Regions from separate parts of the Homo sapiens genome. Here region 2 is linked to region 1. The links are chromatin loops, found by intact Hi-C in ENCODE. Cell type or tissue: dorsolateral prefrontal cortex. All regions are shown on one strand. Each heading gives the region's core, and the rest is flanking DNA. Links, peaks and the distances in the headings are about the cores only.

Evidence for each region. A loop is a pair of places that touch in the nucleus more often than their neighbours do. Peaks named below come from ENCODE experiments on the same cell type or tissue, not always from the same donor. Only the 100,000 strongest peaks of a DNase experiment are listed, where the experiment ranks them.
Region 2: it touches region 1 in a loop (16-fold over the local background); 99 of 110 quality-filtered maps call a loop at or near these places.

Annotation. Positions count from the first base shown.
Region 1 is chr16:74,708,288-74,711,098 of GRCh38, reverse strand. No RefSeq gene overlaps it. Among named protein-coding and RNA genes, the nearest start is that of MLKL, 8.8 kb to the right of the region's middle. In dorsolateral prefrontal cortex, for the core only: CTCF peaks have their summits at 1,300 and 1,499 (motif pointing left); a DNase peak (open chromatin) is centred at 1,488; H3K27ac peaks cover 2,407 bases.
Region 2 is chr16:74,861,766-74,864,576 of GRCh38, reverse strand. No RefSeq gene overlaps it. Among named protein-coding and RNA genes, the nearest start is that of FA2H, 88 kb to the right of the region's middle. RefSeq lists an enhancer at 1,460-1,599. In dorsolateral prefrontal cortex, for the core only: CTCF peaks have their summits at 1,431 and 1,648 (motif pointing right); no DNase peak of the experiment used is centred there; H3K27ac peaks cover 1,577 bases.

The sequences.
Region 1 (2,811 bases), core at 257-2,756:
ACCTATTAATGAAAAGTCCAATTGGTGAAAATCTGACAGATTCTCCCAGAGCTCCCCATTGCACCGCTGTAACTGTCCAGTGGGGTTGGGAGTATCCACAAGGCCTTTTGGAGAGAGAGCAAGTCCCACCTCACAGGGACTTGAGAGTGCAGAAGTAATTGCCTGCATTTTCTTTCTTTTTTTTTTTTTAGACGGAGTCTCGCTCTGTCGCCCAGGCTGGAGTGCAGTGGCGCGATCTCGGCTCACTGCAACCTCCGCCTCCCGGGTTCACGCCATTCTCCCACCTCAGCCTCCCAAGTAACTGGGACTACAGGTGCGCGCCACCACACCTGATAATTTTTGTATTTTTAGTAGAGATGGAGTTTCACCATGTTGCACAGGCTGGTCTCAAACTCCTGTGCTCAGGCAGTCCTCCTACCTCAGCCTCCCAAAGTGCTGGGATTACAGGAGTGAGCCACCGCACCCGGCCATATTGCCTGCGTTTTCACAGCAGGGCAAAATACAGGAAGGCCACGAGGCCTGCAATCCCCAAGCAGTTAGTGCTCACGGAGCAGCCCCCACCTCAGTGAGCATCTAGGGGAGCTGGAGGATTTTGCCATCAAGTGTAAGAGTCAAAGATTAGATGTTAGAGCAAGCACAGGATATTATCAAAATGCCAACACATCTGGCCTGATGGGAAAAGCCTAGACCTGTGACGTGGGATTGTGTTTATTCCTGCAGTGGGAGAGACACTAAACCAAAAAAGTTTTATGTTTGCTCAGGGAGGTAGCTATTGATTTATTTATAGAGAGAGGTTCTCACTCTGTTGCCCACGCTAGGGTGCAGTGGCGCGATCATAGCTTACTGCAGTCTTGACCTCCCAGACTCAAGAGATCCTCCTACATCAGCCTCCCAAACAGCTGGGACCGCAGGCATGTGCCATCGTGCCCAGCTAATTTTTTAATTTTTCTAAGTAGAGACAGGGTCTCTCTATGTTACTCAGACTGATCTCGAACTCCTGGCCTCAAGCAATCCCCCCAGCTCAGCCTCCCATAGTGCTGGGATTACAGGCATGAGCCACAACACCCAGCCAAGAGGGCCATTTAAATTCTGATCAGCATAAAGTAAATCTGCAGATTGACTGACCCTCAGTGGCCCTACAAATTTGCCTCGCCTGATTCTCCAGGGATGACCCAGCTTCCATGGTCAAGAACAGACCAAAAAATAGCCATCATATTTATTTCTGGTATTGTGTTTGTATTTCCAGACATGCTGTCTTTGGGAGTTCCTTAGTTGATCTGAAGAACAGCCCTCTTAATTCTGCTCTGTTCCACTCCCCCGTTGGCTCTGACCTCTGATCTCTGCCTTTGAACTTTGTGTGATTTTTTATTGTGCCCAGCACAATGACCAACTTGTAACAGAGCCCAATAAATGCTTGTCTTGTCTGCATCAGATCTCAGACGGTAAGAATAACTGGGCCTTGCCTCTCCACCTGTTCCCGGCCTCTGCTGCCCTCTGGTGGCAGCATGCAGCCCTACTCCATTATTACTGCCCTCGCGGGGACTGTTTTGGAAGCAGGTATCTGTGATTTCAAAATTCTAGCCTTTCCCAATTTACCCGTTCTGTTGACTTACATTCTTGACTCATCTGCCATTTTTGAGAGGAAGTTGGAAATATGTATATGAATAGTTCTAACTTTCAAAAAAGCCATAATGGTTGCAAAATTTCAACTGGAGTTTTCTTTACAGTTAGGTGTTTTGCCCAAAGACCACACCAGGCTCCAATGAATAAATGTTATCTATAAAGAATGCCACAAGATGAATGTAAAATTTGGAAAATTCCAGGACTCTCATCTCATAAGTGTCTGTCCCATCTCAGACACCTATAGCGGAGAGGAAGAAATTTAAAAGAAGAAAAAAATTTTTGTTCTGGCAAAAGCAGTGGGGTTATATCTTCTTTTAGGTTCCCTAAAAATGGGATTACAGGCGTGGTGGCTCTTGCCTGTAATCCTAGCACTTTGGGAGGCCGAGACAGGCAGATCTCCTGAGGTTGGGAGTTTGAGACCAGCCTGACCAACATGGAGAAACCCCGTCTCTACTAAAAATACAAAATTAGCCGGGCGTGGTGGCCGATGCCTGTAATCCCAGCTACTTGGGAGGCTGAGGCAGGAGAATCTCTTGAACCCAGGAGGCGGAGGTTGTGGTGAGCTGAGATCGCACCACTGCACTCCAGCCTGGGCAGCAAGAACAAAATTCTGTCTCAAAAAAACAAACAAACAAACAAAAATCAAAACCTAAAACAAGCACATGGATGCAGGCAGTCTATTTGGGAGGTGATTGCAGAAATAAAGAGCGAGAACCAGGGAGGTCTAGAAAGGGAGAAGTTGGAGGAGCAGTGTAAGGTTGAGTATGTGAGGTTCTCCTACAGATTCTGTAAGGGCATCTTGAGAAGCACAGAGAAAATGTATCGGAATTGTCCAATAGGACAGGAGGCTGGAGCATTTATCACCAGCTTCCACTCCTATGGGTGAGGACTGTCTTCAGTGACATCGATTCACCCTCACTTAGGGACTTCCCAGCCATGCAAGCCAAGCAGATGCTGGCTTTGGCAAAAGTCCTTGGACAAAAGCAGGAACATAGAGGTATGCATTTGTAGTGGGATTCTATCAGTACAAGTTGAGTATGAGCTTGTTAGGCAGGAGCTAGCCACTGGAACTGTGGCTGAAATGAAAGCTGAGACAGAGTTCACACAGAACCTTCCACCGCAATTGAGGCTAAGACCAGAGGCAGACAGAGGGGGCATGATGAGGAGGAACAGATGTGTTTGCTACAG
Region 2 (2,811 bases), core at 233-2,732, 150 kb before region 1:
GTGTTTCCTTTGAGTAAAGGGAGTAACAGTCGTGAGTGAAACTCTTTTTGATAAGGAGTAGCAACGGAGAGAAGGGGAAAGAATCAGATATTTAGCTGGTAGACTCAGTGGGACTGAGTTCAGGCCTGGTTTGCCACTACTAGAAGGGACTTCTGATGTTAAATAATGAGCATAAAGCGTATTAGTCTGTTTTCACCCTGCTGCAAGGAACCGCGTGAGATTGGGTAATTTATAAAGGAAAGAGGTTCAATTGACTCACAGTTCTGCATGGCTGGGGAGGCCTCAGGAAACTTACAATCATGGTGGAAGGAGAAGCAGGGACATCTTATGTGGTGGCAGGTGAGAGAGTGTGTGCGTAGGAGGAACTGTCAAACACAAAACCATGAGATCTCATGAGAACTCACTATCACGAGAACAGCGTGGGGGAAACTACCTCCACAATCCATTCACCTCCCACCAGGTCCCACTCTCCACACGTGGGGATTATGGGGATTAACAATTCAAGATGAGATTTGGGTGGGGACACAGAGCCAAGCCGTATCATCTAGTTTGTGTTCTGAGTTCTTTTTATATATTTCCCTTATGGTAGTGGTAATTATTTTCCAGTTACACTTGTGGTTGAAAAGCAATAGAACTTTCAGGAATAGCGGACAACCATGGTGTTCGCCATCACTTTGGAAATACACAACTCATCTCAGGGGACTGGTTATGTCTTCCCAAACCAGATATCAGAAAATCCCACTGCTGCCGTCAGGGAGAATGCCATCAGGGAGAATGCCTATTAGCATATGGGAAGGCCCATGGATAAGCTGTCTTCGCAGTGGGCTAACTGGAAAACGTAAGAAAACCGCAGCCACAGCCGGGCGCGGTGGCTCACGCCTGTAATCCCAGCACTTTGGGAGGCCGAGGTGGGTGGATCGCCTGAGGTCAGGAGTTTGAGACTGCCTGGCTAACATGGCAAAACCCCATCTCTACTAAAAATACAAAAAAATTAGCCGAGCATGGTGGTGCGTGCCTGAAATCCCAGGTACTCAGGAGGCTGAGGCAGGAGAATCACTTGAACCTGGGAGGCAGAAGTTGCACTGAGCCGAGATTGAGCCACTGCACTGCAGCCTGGGTGACAGAGCGGGACTCTGTCTCAAAAAAAAAACAAAGAAAGACATGAGGACCAAGCTCCTCTTCTATCATAAATATTTTTTCTCTGACAGCAACATAAATTACAACACAATCTCTAACTACTGACTTTATTTTGCTACGTGAATCCAAGATAAAATATAAAGGATGAAAAAAACAATGGAATAGAAATAGCAGCTCTTTTCTCACTGAACTCAGCTCTTTGCTGTCATAGGCCTGAATTGCCATTCGGGAGAGCATTTTCTCTCCCCCTTGGGTGCTTCCGGATTGAAAGTTCTTTCAGCATTAACTGGCCCAAGCTTCTGGTTGCTTGTGCAGTATAAATAGAGGATACGCTCTTTCTTGTTTTTCCCACAAAAAGCTTTGAAAGAGTTGGAAATCCCGTAAGAGACGGCTGCAAGAGCTCGGAGTGTAATTTTTAGAGCTGAAGGTGTAATTTTTAGAACATTGGTCTCTTCCTGAACATTGACATCTTTAAAGCTGAGAAATTATTAACACTAGGTGGCAGCAGAGACCTAGTGCAGGTGAGCGCGTCACCATCTGAAATGTAGATAAGGTTAAGGGTTAATTCAGTCTAGTCTACACTCACTTCTCTAGTTGTGAAATGAAAGATCAGCTCACTTATAATTCATTCTGGATTTGTTGATGCAATGATTGAGCAGACGTAACATCAGAAAAGCCGTTTGAAATCCTGCCTCTCACCTTGTTGGTCATGAATGTGTCTTACACATTATTGCTGAAATCAGAGCTCTGACATTAACATGAAATTACCTTTTTGTTTTTTTTTTTTTTGACCAGAGTTTCACTCTTGTTGCCCAGGCTGGAGTGCAATGGCGCAATCTCGGCTCACCGCAACCTCCACCTCCCGGGTTCAAGCAATTCTCCTGCCTCAGCCTCCAGAGTAGCTGGGATTACAGGCACACACCACCATGCTCAGCTAATTTTTTTGTATTTTTACTAGAGACTGGGTTTCTCCATGTTGGTCAGGCTGGTCTTGAACTCCCGACCTCAGGTGATCTGCCCGCCTCGGCCTCCCAAAGTGCTGGGATTACAGGCGTGAGCCACTGTGCCCGGCCTGAAATTACATTTTAAAATGAGAAACATAGTTACAGTGCACATATAAATAAGGAAGATGGATGTGGTCACATCAAATCCAGGAGCTTGGTCAGTAAGGTGGTAGGGGGACTCCAACAACATAGAGTCCAGCATTGGAGTTCAAAGGTGGAACTGAAGTAAGGAATAAAAGATAAAAAAAATAAAAACAATGAGCTGAAACCAGGTTCATGTCTTTCTGTGTATTTCACCGTTGACCTTCAAACCAGCCCCATCAGAGACACAGCTCATTTGACAGTTCTGTGAGAATAAAGCTCAGAGACTTTTGCCGCAGTTCGCAGGAAGAACAACAAAGCTAGGATTGGAACCCAGCTCTCCTATAGGTGAGCCTGACTTCTTTTGCTCTATCACGTTGCTTTAACGGCAAGAATGTGTAGCTACCATGGTGGGGACAGTTCACAGACTGTGTTTATCCTTCTATTTCAGATGGGTCAAAGCCAGAGAGCTGAGATAAGATAGGTAATTCATGTGCTGGATAATTGCATCGAATCCAGATGAAAAAAATCTCAACAAATGATGGTCGTAGATCCAGGCTGAAAAGACAAGTTTTACAAAGGGGGTGGG